2 separate regions of the Homo sapiens genome follow, and region 1 is linked to region 2. The links are chromatin loops, found by intact Hi-C in ENCODE. Cell type or tissue: K562. All regions are shown on one strand. Each heading gives the region's core, and the rest is flanking DNA. Links, peaks and the distances in the headings are about the cores only. Region 1 overlaps IMMP2L (inner mitochondrial membrane peptidase subunit 2). Region 2 overlaps IMMP2L (inner mitochondrial membrane peptidase subunit 2).

Region 1 (8,804 bases), core at 1,379-6,378, 110 kb after region 2:
TTGAAATTATATCTTTATCACTGCACTAGTCACAATAGCAAAGGTATGGAATCAACCTAAATGTCCATCAATGGAGGATTTCATAAAGAAAATGTGGTATATATACAACTTAGAATACTATGCAGTCATAAAAAAGAATGAAATAATGTCCTTGGCAGCAACATGGATAGAACTGGAGGCCATTACCTTAGTAAAATAACTCACAAAGTCAAATACTTCATATTCTCACTTATAAATGGAGGCTAAACAATGAGTACACATGGACATACAGAGTGGAACAATGGACACTGCAGACTCCAAAAGGTGGGAGGGTGGGAGGTGGGTAAGGGTTTAAAAATTACCTATTGGGTGCAATGTTCACTATTCAGGTGATGGGCACACTAAATGCCAAGACTACACCACTATGTAATATACACATGTAAGAAACCTGCACTTGTCCCCACTAAATATATTTTTAAAGAAATTCACAATTGGACAAGCGATTTTAATATCCCAAAATACAGGAAAAAAAACTATGAGCTACAAATTATAGAAGCAGCCAGCCAATCACAGCTGCCACAGCTTGGGCATCTCACTTTCATTTAGTTAGATCCACCCCGGGCAACAGTTCTTCCAGACCCTTCAGTGTTTTGGGGGCATCCCTATACTCCTGCAGTGGGCCCCATTCATCAAGGATAGCAGCTATCAGACCCCCTATAGATGTAGACAGCCAGCCTAGAATTTCCTCCGCATACTTCCTCTCTCCCAATCCCATCATCTTGGCACTCATGGGATTTTCTTCAACTTATTGCCATGCATACCAGGTGTCCTGCCAGACCTCTGTGGACTTCAATTAGATGGCACTATGTTTGAGAGGCCAAAGAAGAGACCCAGAATTAGTAAAAGAGACAACAGAGTTTATTAAGGGAACATATGTACTGGGCAGTCCAATGGCGGAGGCTGGACAGGAGAACCTGTCCAGTAAGACTCCAGAAAAAGCAAAAAATATTAAAATAAAGGATTTATTACATAAATTATGTCATATCCACTTGGCCCTCTATTTAAAATCCATTAGGATATTAAACATAAAAACCAACAGGCAACATGGAAAAGCTTTGTTTACAAAAAAAAATGACATTGGGCTGGAAGGAAATACACTACACTCTAAAAAGGTATACTTTTAACCAAACAATGTATAAATACAAAAACAAAATTTCTCAGCATAATATTTCATAAACTAGAAAACTTACATAAAAATGTATTCTTAAGTAAGACAGTACGGACTTGTCTCCCAAGTCTTTTTTTCTTACACACACACATACACACACACACACACACCCCACACATATATGAATACTTTTTAAACATTTTTTCTCATTATGTAAAAAATCAAAATAAAGTAACCCAAAAATTTTTAAGCCCTAAATATTTTATTATACTTGTAATACTGTCACTAAGTTAAACTCAAAGAATCTAACATTAGGTCATTAGACAAAACTGCACTGTGTTAATCTGTTTGCACTGCTATAAAGCAATACCTCAGACTGGGTAATTTATAAAGAAGAGGTTTATTTTGGCTTACAGTTCTACAGGCTGTACAGGAAGCAGATTGCTAGCATCTGCTCCTGGTGAGGGCCTGAGGAAGTTTCCAGTCATGGCAGAAGGTGAAGGGGGTGCAGGTATGGCAAGAGAGCAAGCAAGAGTGGAGAGGTGCCACACTCTTTTAGACAAACAGATTTTGCATGAACTTAGAGCAAGAACTCACTCATTATCATGAGGAACGCAATAAGCTTTTCATTAGGGATCCGCCCCCATGACCCAACCACCTCCCCTACCTTCATCATTGGGGGTTATATTTCAACATGAGATTTGGAGCAGACAAACATCCAAACTGTATATAACGCACTTATTCTTTTTTAATGAAAATCAGTCAAAATATATCTTTAAAAAAATACATCCACAGCCAGACACGGTGGCTCGTGCCTGTAATCCCAGCACTTTGGGAGGCCAAGGCGGGTGGATCACCTGAGGTCATGAGTTCGAGACCAGCCTGACCAACGTGGAAAAACCCCATCTCTACTAAAAATACAAAATTAACCAGGCAACATGCCACATGCCTGTAATCCCAGCTACTCAGGAGGCTGAGGCAAGAGAATCGCTTGAACCCGGGAGACAGAGGTTGCACTGAGCCGAGATCACGCCCATTGCCCCACAGACTGGGCAACAAGAGCGAAACTACATCTCAAAAAAAATAAATTAATGCATCCCACTGCTATCACAGTTTTTAAAAACCCAAAGTGAAAACAAATAACTGTGTCAGACTATCTTTAGCAACAAAACGCAAAAACGATAACGTCTAGAAATATATGTAAAATAATTTTAATTATACCATTTATAAAAGATTTTATTTTTTAAATTACCAGTTCTTTTCATTTTACTATTTCTTCTAAACCAGCCATCTGGCCGCTTTCACCTTACAATGTATGGTATCTATTTTTATCTGATATATTCCTATCTTATTTATTGATTATCTGTCTGGCCCACTGGAATGTAAACTCCTTAAGAAATTTTTTTATCTTGTTCAAAACCCAGAGTCACTACATACAAATGTGTAGGTTTTACACATGTGAATATCATTACAGTTATGCAGTGCACAACCTGCAGAACTGAATATGGTAGGTCTGGCTGTGAACAAATAATTATCAGACATGTAATAAAACGCCAGAGATCTTAACAGTTCTGTGTCCTCCCTAGTGGTGATGCAAACCCTCTCTAGGCATGCATGCCAGGAAAAGCTGTTCCTCAACATTTTCAATTCCTAAATATTCTTTAACATTATGTTACACAAGCATGTACAAATTATTTGCTCTTTGCTATTCCATGAAATCTATAACAGCAAAATATTTCTGAGGCAGAAACCAACTCAACGGAGTTACCTATTAAAGGCCAATATGAATGAATTATAATAGCAGTAAATTTTTAAAGTATTTTTCACCAAAAATACTAAATTGTTTACTATTAGACACATATCAATTATTTTTAAAATAACATGCTGACAGTCTCAAAGAATACTGTAAATCTATATATCATTAATGTAATCCATTTTTATGTTCTTAAACATCTAAAATTATAGAACTACATTTTTTTATAAACTGTCATCTCTTTTTTATTAAAAAAAGAAGATTTTTATGAAAAACCTCTGAGTTTAAATTACTATTATATTCAGGAGTCCCACACCCACTGTTTCCAAACATAGCTCTTTTTATAACAACTTCTGACAATCCTCTAGAGAACAAAAATTCACTTTTAATCAAAGTTAAATGCTAGAACTGTTTCCTGGGAAATTTAATTCAAGGTAAACAATCTACTTGATATTGTCTTATTCACACAAAGCTGTGTTGTTAGAAGAAATGATAATGAAATATAAAACCTTTCTCTTCTAGGTTATTGTTTACAATCTGGACAAAGCTGATAGGCAAAAGAAAGCAGAGAAAGCCAATGTGAAAGGAATGTGTAGGATTAGTCACGCTTCTTCCCAGAAGATAGATGTTGACCAGTAAGACTATCAGTTACTAAACACAGCCCTCTCATTCTACACCCCTAACACAATCTCTTAAAAAAGAAATTACAACTTCCAATCTCCATTTGTCAAGTATCTTGAATTTAAATATACAGGTCTTCACAAATATGAACTAAAATTCAACAAAGTTTTGTCTACTATGTGCTGGACACTAATAGGATAAAAATGACTAGGAAACACTTCTTGCCTCAGAGGAACTTTGCATGCAAATGACAACATTACTTGGCAACAAAAGAATGTGGACACAATGTGAAATCAAGCCGGGGTCCAGCAGTTAGAATCAGCCCTTCCTTGACTACACCAGGGACATACTACTACAAATCATTCTGTCTTATACCCCAGCATCCAGCTATCCTCTGGAAATGCTTCTCCCTGAAGTTTACATCCTTGCTTAGCTATTTCACTCATCTACTCCACGGCTAATCCCTTCATCTCTGCTTCTCAGAAATGGCTCTTTCCAATCCTCCCTTCCAATCTCTACTCCACAATTCTAGTGGCCCAGTCTCAAGCTTCCCCTCCAGTGCTCTCATACCTTCTCAAAGCTGCAATTCTAGTCCTGAAGATCTAGGCAGGGGAAACTGGTACTCACACATTACATCAAGGAAAGACCTCAGAGGTACACACACCAGTGGAGATACCATAGGTTCAGTTCCAGATCACCTCAATAAAGTGAGTCACACGAATTTTTTGGTTTCACAGTGTATATAAAAGTTACATTTACACTGAACTGTAATCTATTAGATGTGCAATTGCATTATGGAAAAAAAAGTACACACTTTATTTTTAAAATACTTCATTGCTAAAAAAATGCTAATGATCATCTGAGCCTTTGGCAAGTTGTAATCTTTTAGCTGTGGAAGTGTCTTGCCTCAATGTTGATGGCTGCTGACTGACCAGGGTGGTGGTTGCTGAAGAGTGAGGTAGTTGTGGCAATTTCTTAAAACAAGACAATGAAGCTTGCTGCATCAATTGGCTCTTCTCTTCATGAAAGATTTCTCTGTAGCATGCATTGCTGTTTGATTGCATTTTACCCACAGTAAAACTTCTTTCAAAATTAGGGTCAGTCCTTTAAAACCCTGTCACTGCTTTACCACCTAAGTTTATGGGATATTCCAAATCCTTTGTGGTTGTTTCAACAATGTTCATAGCATCTTCACCAGGCATAGATTCCATCTCAAGAAACTACTTTCTTTGCTGATCCATAAGAAGCACCTCCTCATCCGTTCAAGATTTATCACAAGATTGTAGCAATTCAATCAAATCTTCTGACTCCACTTCTAATTCAAACTGTTTTACTGTTTCCACCACATCTGCAGTTACTTCTTCCCCTGAAGTCTTAAAACCCTCAAAGGATCAACTTCTTCCAAACTGCTGTTCATGTTGGTATTTTGACCTCCTCCCATGAATCATGAATCACAAATCCCATGAATCAGTTCTTAATGGCATCTAGAATGGTGAATCCTTTTCAGGAAATTTTCAACTTAATTTGACTAGATCCATCAGAGGAATCGTTATCTATGGCAGCTATAGCCTAACAAATGTACTTCTTAAGTAATAAGACTAGAAAGCCAAAATTATTCCGTGATCCTTGAGCAACAGGATGGATATTGTTAGCAAGCAGGAAAACACTGATCGCCTTGTACATCTCCATCAGAGCTCTTGGGTGACCAGGTGCATTATCAATGAGCAGTAATATTTTGGAAGGATTCTTTGCTTCTGAGCAGTAGGTCTCAAGAATGAGCCTAAAATATTCCACAATCTATGCTATGAACAGATGTGCTATCATCTAGGCTTTGTTGTTCCATTTATAGAGCACAGTCAGAGCATATTCAGCATAATGCTTAAGGGGCCTAGGATTTTCAGAGTGGTCAAGGACCATTGGCTTCAACTTAAAGTGAACAGCTACATTAGCCCCTAACAACAAAGTCAGACTGTCCTTCAAAACTTTGAAGCCATGCACTGACCTCTCCTCTGTAGCTAGAGAACTCCTAGATGGTATCTTCTTCCTATATAAAGCTGTTTCGTCTAGCTTAAAAATCTGCTGTGTAGTGTAGGCGCCTTTGTCAATTATCTTAGCTGGATCTTCTAGGTAACTTGCTGCAGCTTCTACATCAGCACTTGCTGCTTCACTTTGTACTTACATGTTATGAAAGTGGTTTCTTTCCTTAAGCCTCATGAACTCAGCTCTGCTAGCTTCAAACTTTTCTTCTGAAGCTTCCTCACCTTTCTCAACCTTCATAGAATTGAAGGAAGTCAGGCCCTTGCTCTACATTAAGCTTTGGCTTAAGAGAATTTTGTGGCTTAATCTTCTGTCCAACCACTAAAACTTTCTCCATAACAGCAATAAGGCTATTTCACTTTCTCATCATCCATTTATTCACTGGAGTAGCATTTTTCACTTCATTCAAATACTTTTGCTTTGCATTCACAACCTGGCTAACTGTTCAGCACAAGAGGCCTACCTTTCAGCCTATCTAGGCTTTCAACACGCCCTCCTCACTAAGCTGAATAATTTCTAGCTTTTGATTTAAAGTGAGAGACATGCAACTCTTCCTTTTACTTGCACACTTGCCATTGTAGGGTTATTAATTGGCCGAATTTCAATATTGTTGTGTCTCAGGGAATAGGTAAGCCCAAGGGGAGGGAGAGAGATGGAGGAACTGCAGGTCGGTGGAGGTGAAGTCAAGTCAGAACCTAGCACTTACTGATTAGGTCGGGCATGTTATATGAGTGTGGGTCATGGTGCCTCAAAACAGTTACAATGGTGACATCAAAAATCACTGATTATGATAATCATAGCAGATATAATAACAAAAAAGTTTGAAATATTGTGAAAATTACCAATGTAACACAGAGACATGAAGTGAGCACATGGTGTTGAAAAAATGGTCCCAACGGACTTCCTTGACACAGAGCTGGCACAAACCTTCAACTTGTTAAAAAAAAAAAAAAAAGAAAACACAGTATCTGCAAAGTGCAATGAGATGAAACACAATTTTTTAAAAAAGTGTTCTTGTATACAACTAACTGGAAAATAAGACAGTGTAAAACTCACATGAAAAGCTCTGCAAGTAGTCCGGGCACTGTGGCTCACACCTGTAATCCCAGCACTTTGGGAGGCCAAGGCGGGCAGATCACAAGGTCAGTAGATCGAGACCACCCTGGCCAACATGGTGAAACCCTGTCTCTACTAAAAATACAAAAATTAGCTGGGTGTGGTGGTGCGTGCCTGTTATCCCAGCTTCTCAGGAGGCTGAGGCAAGAGAATCGCTTGAACCCAGGAAGCGGAGATTGCAGTGAGCAGAGATCATGCCAGTGGTACTCCAGCCTGCTGACAGAGCGAGACTCCATCTCAAAAAAAAAAGCTCTGCAGGTAATATAGTCTGAAATATTTATCAGAGGAATGTCCAAAGCCATACAGTTAAGCGTTCACTGCAAAGTAGGGATTCCTTTTTGGGAGCCACTTACCATGCTCCACAAATCAATCTCACAATAGTCTCAGTGTAACTACACTAAGTATAGTTCTACTTCCTTAGTGGAACTGTAGGAAGTTATAGCCAAAAACTATTCCAGGTTATTTGCCATTTCAATCATTGGAAGTAGCTATAGAGACATGTACTTGAGAACTTCATCATTTACAGTTGAATGATTTTCTAGACCTTCCAAATACTGGATTTTACCCCTTTCATGACCCTTTGCTCCCTATATAAACTTTCATCAATGCCAGAATATTGAATGAAATCACCCTGAAATCAGCCATCATATCAAAGATGGCTACAAGATACATCTCAAACCTTCAGAAAATGGTCTGTGCTAATGAGAAGGCCGAAGTGTCAACCGCAATATGTCTGTATAGGTACCTCAAATGTGACAACAACTAACAAAAAAAACACTCTGGTACAAATAAACTAGTACTGGATGCAGCTAATAAAGCACATGATACTATAATGTTAAATACATACACTAATAGAATTTTCTACAATTCTCTGTTACGAGGTCCTTTGTAAATCACAGGAGAGTAAGTGGTTTTAAGATTAAATTTGCCCATATAGTTAATTGCCACTTCACAGCAAGTACTGTGAATAAAAAATCCAAATTGAGCTGGTTTGGACCTAGTTACAAATACCATTTAAACAGAACAGAAAAAAAGCCTCTATGTTGACAGGGATAACACCAAAGTGGAACACAGGCCTCATACAACCATCTAGAATCTCTCAGTTTCACCTTCGCTTCAGACATACTGAGGATTTTTCATTTGAGTTTTTCTTTCCAGAGCATGTATCACAAACTTCAAAGATAAATTAGTAAAAATACACACACATAATAGCATAGGTTGATTTTATGTTTTTTAAGATGAAGGTTTTAAGGTTATCTCATTCAATCCCCTTCATTTTAAAAATGAGAAAATAAAGCTCCAAAAAGGTAATTCACACATGGCTACATGATATATCAGAGACAATAATTTCTCTGTTAATTACTTATACCTCTGTTCAATACAGTAATCCAAATTTTCAAATGCAATAAGTTATTTTACAAGCCTATCAAAGGAACTTGCTACTTTAAAGACAACTGGAGTACTACGACCACTGTCTTAAGAGAAGGAAAACTGAGTGGGCTGGTTAAGGATGCAGAGGAGGATAAAATCACAGTCACTCTTTGACCCAAAATCAACTTAATTTCCAGAATGCCTAGTAAGCTTGAAGCAGCTTGGTGCAGCTAAGCACAAAGAGCTCAAACATTTATCAAGTCTCCTCTGAAGAGTTCTAAATATGGGGACATCCTAGTGTGCTGCTTTACATTTCTTCCCAGTCCAGACTGCACAGAACAGAACTCTCCTCAAAATATCCCAGAAGGACTTCAGAATCCATTTTTTCAAATGTTTTGACACAACACTGAAAAGGTGCAATTATTAAAATATCGGAAACTATTATATTAATTCAAATATGTTCAGCTACCACTCATTCTTCTTCCTATTTTTAAATGTGGGGATCACTAAGTATCTTTAAACTTAGTGTATTTTCAATTTTTTTTCTCTACAGCCACAGTGAAAGGGGTGGAAAGTTAAAAAAGAAGGAATTTGATTTTTTATCTATTAGAAGGAAGGAAAAGTTTAGGTGGCATTATTATATGTGAAAACTGAACTGTAAAGCATACAGTATGTGCATCTTCACAGGGTATATAATTTCAAAAGGTGAAAAATGTTTAAATAGATTTTAAAATTATTTCTCTGCAAATATCACAAAAT
Region 2 (8,804 bases), core at 1,777-6,776:
TAGCTATAGATATTTTACCATATTAGTAAATGAATTCCAAAATATAATTTTAAATGAATGTATATTAAGATCATCATGTGGACCTACCAAAATATTTTTAATCTTTCCATTATTTTTTGGAGTTTAGGTTTTTTTAGTGTTTTAATAGTATAAATCCTTCTGTAATCGAGCCCTTCATGTAATTATTTGTGTCTCTGATTATTTCCTTAACAAAAAAATCCTTGAAGTGAAATTCCTGAATCAAAGGATGTAAATTTTAATATATCATCTAAATACCTTTCAAAAATATTGAAACTTTACATTCCGACCACGAGTATATAACTTCTATTCCCTTGACCCCTTTTCCATACTACATTCTATCTTTTGGCATCATCAGTGTAGTAGATCAAAATGGCATCTCACAGTTGATTCATTTGCATTTCTTTATTAGAGAGGTTGAACCCCTCATGAAATTTTACTGTAGTAATAATGTTCTGGAATTTTAATTTAAATTATAATGTAGTTTTGCCTATAACTGAATTGTGAGCAACATTGCTATTTATAATTTATTACTGCTTGAAGTTGCATACTGTAAAACATGCTGTGTTTAAATTATGTACAGTATTTTTTTATGGTTAGATTTCATAAAATCTCCTAAACCAAACCTGAGTAAATTTCTGCTCTCTTTACTTGCTATTACTTTCAGGTCTATAAAGATATAAAGAAAATTACACTTAATCGAATTTTATATATTTTAGGTATTTTGAAGGCAATTAGTTCATCATAATACCTCAATTGAGATATAAATTATGCATTTATAAGACTGAGATTGCCAAATAAAAATTAAGATGCTTAGCAAATAATGAATTTGATTAAATTTTTAAAATTTTCTCAAAACTACAAAAAAGTTTTTGATCAATACCAAAGATTATAATTGAAATATCTTTCCATCTCAGATATTAAAGTTACAATAATTCCAAAATTATGGGCATGCATTCTCCCTCCATAAGTGAAAGCTGTACAATGCCTCAATTCTCAGTTGTCTCTTAAACAATTCCATTCAGAAATCTTCTTCAGCTGCTAACATATTCCTCATTAAGATTCCTACTTCTCATAAACATTTCTCCAAAGAAGACATAAAAATGGCCAATAGGAATATGCAAAGATGGTCAAGATCACTAATCATCAGAAATATGCAATGAAAACCGCAAGGATATATCAATTCACACCTGCTAGGATGGCTGTTACCAAACAAACAACAACAAAAGAAAAACAAGTACAGGGAACACTGGAAAAACTGGAACCCTTATGCACTGTTGGTGGGAAATGCAACAGCTCTGGAAGCAGTATGGAGGTTCCACCCAAATTATAAAAAGAACTACCATTTCTTGGAGCAATCCCATTTTCAGGTATTATCCAAAATAAATTTTGGTTTTTGGTATTTCAAAATAACTGAAATCAGGATCTCAAAGAAGTATTTGTATTCCCATGTTCACTGCAGCACTATTCACAATAGCCAAGATATGGAATCAACCTAAGTGTCCATCAATAGATGAAAGGATAAGGAAAACGTAGTACATTTACATACTCTAGAATATTATTCAGCTTCTAAAAAGAAGGGAATCCTGGCATATGGATGGGGAAAAAGGGGAATCCTGCCAGCATAGATAAACCTGGAAAACACTGTGCTACATGAAATAGGCCAGTCACAGAAGCGCAAATACTGCATACATTCTACTTATATGAAGTATCTAAAATAGTTTAATTCATAAAGGCAAAAAGGGAATGGTGGTGGTCAGGGGCTTGGGAGAGGGAAAAATGAGAAGTTGCTGTCCAACTGGTATAAAGTTTCAGTTAAGCAAGATAATAATTCTTAAAATTCATGTAAGAGAAAATATTATCAAAATAGAATGCCTCATTTAACCTGCTTTATGAGTGTTCACTCACATAGATCATTATATATAAAAAGTGTCACTGTAACTAAATAATTTCTACAATTTCATTAACATGTACTCAACTCCCTTTGCTGCATGTCTCTATCATAGCTGTTCCTGCGAGGTACTGTAACCCACCATTCATTCATCCATGTACTTCTTACACTTCAAAAGACTGAACTATTTCTTTTGTAGCACTTGGCATGAGCAAATACATAATATATTAATAAATAAAAATAAATATAGGAAAATTCAGCTCACAAATGTGCTATTTGTGCATGAAAAGGAAAAATATTTTTAACTATTTTCAGAAATAAGTTAGAGGCTAGAAAGTAATCTTATGGTATATTAATAATTTAAAAGTCATCATCAAATCCTGTGGTTTGGCCAAAATAAATGCAGAAGTAGAAAGAAAGAGAGCCATAAATTGCTTAAGGTCAGAAATGCAAGCTGAAAACATAGTGTACATAATACAAGAAATTCTTAATTCTCCAGATTTCTATGTGTCAAAAGGCTCCTGATTTCAGTGTGGAAATGAGGGTTTTAACTACATACCTGAATCACCTGTTTGGAAAATAGGTACGTATAGTAGATATATAATATATAAGAATACATATGAGAATAAAGTATTATAAAGCAGCATAACCACCCACATTTCACCATCTTTTCATCATTAAACTAAAAAATATTTTTACAAAACCACATGACCTCTCAGTCATAATAGAACTAATGAAACTACAAAGATCCAATCTTACTCAGAGAACTTGTACGATTTTTGAAAACAGCACCATTAAAACAGCTCTCTCAGAGTATTCTCCTATAAGCTCTTAAAAGTTATTTTGAAAACTGTCAATACAGCTGGGGTTCTTTTCCACCCAGTGGCAGGTTACAAAGGAATATTAAAGATGTTTCAAAAACTGATATAATTCAGGAAAAATAATTTAAACAATATGACTGCAATTATGACATATTACAATGAAATACATGGCAGCTAGAACTAAATAGGAGCCCACAGAATGATACTTAGAAATGCATTTACATGGTTACTGAGTTTTCCCCAGTAGAAAAGCAACTATCCCTTCTTGCTCCTTATTGGTACAAAAATTATTTCAGGGCCCACAAATTCTAAAAGCATTACAAAGTTTGAAGAATATAAAGTAAATGGCAATTATAAAAAGTAAGGGTTTATATTTTACAAGCCCCAATACAGCAAGGCTTAGAATTAGTTATAAAAACTAGAGGTGTGTTACGTCTTAGAGTAGGTAACAGCTGGATACTGTGTAGAATAAATGCTCATGCCCATGGGTGGGATGTTCATAATGCTGAAGGGCAAGAGAGAGAGATGTATAGCTTGAGAAGTGATGTGGATAATTGCTTGTCATTAAACAGCAGAGTAATTGCTGCAGCAAATTCCCATGTAACTATTCCACATGAAACTTCAACGTGCCCTTGGACTTACTAAACATACATAGTTTTCTCAGATAAAAAGACAGCAGTCAATGATGCACCACACTTAAAAAGATCATTATTTTATTATTTAGTCTCACAAAAAAACATTGGGACCCTAACCATTAATAACACAGAGAAAAAAAAAGCCATTGATTTTTACATTAGTAAGACCTTGGTAAGATCTCAGAATCTACTTTTTCCTAACCTGCTCAGACTAGGTGTCTCATAAAGCCTACAATAATTTAAAAGATCGTCACATCTTTTGAAAAGCTTTCATGTACAATCATGTTATTCAGTATTCAAATTCATAATAAGCCAAGATACGAAACATTTAAGTTGCTGCAGGATGTTGAGCGCTATTAAGAATGCATTAATAGAGAGGATTCTAGGCAGCTGAAGCTGTGGCAGAGGTATAAATTTGAAAGTACCAAAATATCCTGAAAAGAAACAGAAACAGGAAGAGGAAAAAAAAGAGAAGGAGAAGAATTAAAACTACACACCCTATCTCAACATAACTAGAAAACAAGGAAACTCCAAACTTCAAAGTACTTGTAAATATAAATATAAACATCAAGACCTACCTACCTCTCTCATGTGCTCCTGCCAGTAGCCTTCATGGAGACCAAGAGCAGTTCAGGAGAAACTACACAAACGAGAGCAGAGAGGAGTTAAGGGCAGGTTGAACCATGATTTAAAACCACTGCTAGAAACAGAAAGAAACTCAGCCCTTGGCCCTATATATACTGAAAAGTGAACAGTTAGCTCAGAACACTGATAACAGAAAGGAGACTTGAAAACGCACATGGGACATGACAAGCCACCTTGCAAAGGCGTCACTTTGGAGAGAAAAGACAGCTAAAACAACAGGAGAGGTTTCTTTGGAAACTATACATTAGAGAGAGAAAAAGGGGAGAACATTTCGAATTACATAAAACAAAAGAAAATTTAAAAATTGGAAGGCATATGCCATTTGAAAACCATGCCATCCAGTAAAGAAACAATACTTTGCTTACAATAACAGGAGAGGGTGCTCTTGAACTAGAAATGTTAAGCCATCCCAACATACAGATAAACAAAAACCTAGCATAAAAAGAAAATTGAAAATAAGGACCCAAACAATTAAGGTGATAAAAAATTCCACCCTCTCACACAAACAAATGGCAAGACACTGGCAAGAACAGTGGCAAAACAGAAGAAAACCATAACACTCAAAACTAATAAATATCCATAAATTCTGCAATTAGGTAGATTTAAAAAACAACCTTGAAATAAGAATTAAAAACTAAGTAGAGAAATGAATGACCAGAAAATTTTAAAAGGAAAAAATAAAACACCAATTGATTGAACACAGAAAGAAAAGAGAAGAAAAATACAAAATCACATCAGAAATGGAACGTAAATTACAAGATGCCCAAGGAAAAACAGATTTGAAAGAAAATGCAATAAGAGACACTGGAAAAATAGTAGAAAATCAACTAAATGAATAAAATGAAATAGAGAAAAAAGTAAAAAGGGTCAAAGAGAAAGTGGCTGAAATGGAAGACAGGAAAAAGAAGATACAATTTATATATAAATGGAATTTCTGAAGAAGACTTTTTAAAATAAAATATGACTAATAATGAAATTCTAACCAAGAAAGTATTCAAACACAAACAACCACAACTTATATACTGAAAGGGCCCACTAGCCACGGGGTGGGGGGAAAAAAAAAACTTGTAACAATCAACTCAGAGACATATTTTAGTAAAAGTAGTAGACATTCAAGATAAAGGAAAAATCCTCAGGGAATCCAGGCAAATGAATTCAAACAACATACACAAGTAAAAGAATTAGACTGGCAATAGATTTATCAAAAATAAGATTCATATCCAACAAGAGGTTAGTATACAAAATGTACATAAAGCTCAAATGACTCAATAGCAAGAAAACCAAAAATCCAATTTAAAAATGGTCAAGATATCTGAATAAAAATTTCTCAAAAGAAGACATACAAATGTCCAGCAGACATATGAAAAAATGTTCAACATCGCTAATCATTAGAGAAATGCAAATTAAAGACCACAATGAGATATCATCTTACACTTATCAGAATGGCTATTATCAAAAAGACAAAAGTTAACAAATATTGACAAGGATGTGGAGAAAAGGGAATCCTTGTATACTGTTGGTGCGAATATATATTAGTATATCGATTATGAAAAACTGTATGGAAGTTCCTCAAAAAACTAAAAATAGAATTAGCATATGACCCAGCAATCCCACTTCTGGGTGTTTACCTAAAAGATTTGAAATCAGTTTGTTGAAGAAATGTCTGCATTCCATGTTTATTGCAGCACTATTCACCATCGCTAAGTTATGGAATCAACCTAAGTGCCCATCAATGGATGAATGGATAAACAAAATGTGGTAAATATACACAGTGAAATTCTATTCAGCCCTTAAAAAGAAGGATTCTGTCATTTGTAGCAGCATGTGTGAAAATGGAGAACATTATGCTAAGTGAAATAAATAAGGCAAACAAAGACAAATATCACGTTCTCACTTATATGTGAAATCTACAATAACCTAACTCATAGAAGCAGAGAGTAGGATGGTGGTTAAAGCAGTTCAGGCAGTAAGGAATGGGGAAATGATAACCAAAGGGTATAAAATCTCAGGAGAAATATGCTTTTTTTAGTTCTATTGCACAGCATGATGATTATAGTCAATAATAGAGTACTGCACATCTTAAAATTGCTAAGAGAGTAACATTCAAATGTTCTCACCACAAAAAAAGGTATTTGAGGTATTGAATATGTTGTTAACTAACTTGATTTAATTATTCCACATTGTATTCATGGATCATACATCACTTTATACTCCATAAATTTATACAATTATAAATTATCAATTTACAATTTTTAAAAAGATTCAAAGCAAGATACCAATGGGGCAGCATTTCCATAAGGCTCCAGGAAATAAAGGGAAATCCAAGGATTTGTATATAGCCAAGCTGCCTTCGAGTATCCAAGCTATAAAAAAAGTTTTTAACATGCAAGAATTCAAGGAATTCTGGATCCATGAGTTCTTAAGGAATCTACTAGAAGATGACCTTAACCCAACTTGTTATTAACTGGGAAAGTTAAGCAAAAAAACTAATAGTATACATATATATATTTATTTGTAGGTATAAGACACACGGGAAAATACATCATGTGCTATATGCTATATATTATGTGCTGTTTTCTCAAAGTAGAAATAATGCCACAAAAACAATAAGACAAAAAGGCTGTTTTATAGGCATGAGGCAGGAACTAAAGAATATCAATAACAGCCGAATAACCAGATGTTAAAAGGTCATAATGTTTAAATGGGGAATAAGGACGTTAGTAAAGAAATAAGTATAAACACATCATCTAGACCAAAATAAAACCTTCCTAGAAAAAAAAACTTCAAAAATCGAATAGTAAAAAAGGTTACTAGAGAAAGAAGCCAAGCAAATATAATATAGCGTGCATAATATTTATAATATGACAAAATTAAAATCAAAACATCAGTCTTTTCAATAATTGTGCAGGCACTTAACCTACCAACTGAAAGAAAATCATATAAAATCAAATGCAAGCCAAAAAGCATTAAATGTAACAAAGAAGGACACGTTTTAACGCTAAAGCCAAAATCACAATAAAGACATATTAAATATAAATATCTATGTACCAAATAATATAGTACCTTTTTGTAAAACAAAAACTATAAGAGATGCCAGAAGTCCCAAAAAGAACACTAATAATAGGAGATTTTAACATACTACTTAGAACAAGGCAGATCAATAAACATGTAAAATGAAAATTTAAAAACACCTACAATATAACTAATAAGGTAGATTTTATGAATATATGTCAAACTTTACACCCTAAAAATAAACTTTTCTCTCAAATGCATGTGGAGCATCACAAAAACTGATCATATATTAGGTGATAAGGAAAATATCAGTATGTTCTATAAAATAGTAATGCTATAAGAAATATTTTCTAACCAAAATTAAAATAAAACTAGAAATTATTTAAGCACTTTTTAAAAAAGGCTCCTTGCGATGGTTAATACTGTCAACTTGATTGGATTAAATGAAATCAGTCTACTACTCCACAATGGAGGTAAGGGATATCTGGAATACAGGAGATCCCTTAGGGTGTCTCTTAGTATTACCATGCCCTCTGATTAAGGTCAATGGGAAACTACAACAGCCCAATCCAGTCAGGGCTACAAATAGCCCAGACCCTCCAGGAATGAAGGTTTGTGTCACTCCACCAGGAAAAAAACAAGACCTGCTGAGGTGCTTGCTGAAGGCAAAGGGAATACAGAATGGGTAGTAGAAGAAGGTAGTCATCAATACCAGCACGTGACCAGTTGCACAAACAAGGACTGTAATTGTAATGAGTATTTCCTCCTTCTTTTGTTAAGAACATGTTTGTGCATGTATATATTTGTACAAGAAAATATCTTCATTTTATTTCCTTTTTCCTTTAAATGTGACATAAGATTCATTGACTTGCTATCAGCATTTAAGTGTTGTTAACCTTACATAATAGCATTTGGGTTGGGGATTTGTGCATTCCTGGTTGTACGAAGGATAGTTTTATTATGTTAGGCATAATTATGATATTATTGTCTTTATTTGAAGACTATGATTTCAGGAAATGTATATGGGTTCAAGTTGACAAGGGGTCGACTTGTGATGGTAAATATTGAGTGGATTGTAATATTGATTGGATTGAAGGATGCAAAGCTCCCTAGGTGTGTCTGTGAGGGTGCTACCAAAGGAGATTAACATTTGAGAGACAAAGGAGAGACAGACCCACCCTCAATCTTAGTGGGCACCATCTAATTAATCAGCTGACAGTGTAGCCAGAATAAAAGCAGGCAGAACATGAAAAGACTAGACTGGCATAGTCTCCCAGCCTACATCTTTCTCCCGTGCTGGGTCCTTCCTGCCCTTGAACATTGGACTCCAAGTTCTTCACCTTTGTAATTCGGACTGGCTTCCTTGCTCCGCAGCTTGCAGATGGCCTATTGTGGGACCTCACCTTGTGATCATGTGAGTCAATACACCTTAATAAACTCCGCTTTATATACACATCTAACTTATTAGTTCTCTCCCTCTAGAAAACCCTGATACACTCTTCAACCTGTATATCTTCTTCTAGAAAAAAACCTTTTCTTAAACAACTCTTAGGTGAAGGGGTAAATACAAGCTAAAAGTAGAAAATATATTTTAAACAATTATAAGCACACTACATATCAAAAATTTTTATTTTTATTGATGTAAAATATACATATGTAATTTATCATCTATACCATTTTTAAGTGTATAATTTGGTGGTAATAAATACATATTATATATATATATATTTCCCCCCTTCATCTCCTCCTCCCCTCTTCCACTTCCCAGCCTCTGGTAACTAC

The links. A loop is a pair of places that touch in the nucleus more often than their neighbours do. Peaks named below come from ENCODE experiments on the same cell type or tissue, not always from the same donor. Only the 100,000 strongest peaks of a DNase experiment are listed, where the experiment ranks them.
Region 1: a loop joins it to region 2, with 8 times the contacts of the local background. A loop is called at or near these places in 2 of 110 quality-filtered maps.

What each region holds. Positions count from the first base shown.
Region 1 is chr7:111,435,224-111,444,027 of GRCh38, forward strand. All of the region lies in intron 3 of IMMP2L (inner mitochondrial membrane peptidase subunit 2), which reads right to left. Among named protein-coding and RNA genes, the nearest start is that of IMMP2L, 120 kb to the right of the region's middle. In K562, for the core only: no CTCF peak of the experiment used is centred there; DNase peaks (open chromatin) are centred at 3,528 and 3,938.
Region 2 is chr7:111,325,447-111,334,250 of GRCh38, forward strand. The region is part of intron 3 of IMMP2L (inner mitochondrial membrane peptidase subunit 2); the gene reads right to left. Among named protein-coding and RNA genes, the nearest start is that of IMMP2L, 230 kb to the right of the region's middle. In K562, for the core only: a CTCF peak has its summit at 4,369; DNase peaks (open chromatin) are centred at 4,075 and 4,395; H3K4me3 peaks cover 184 bases.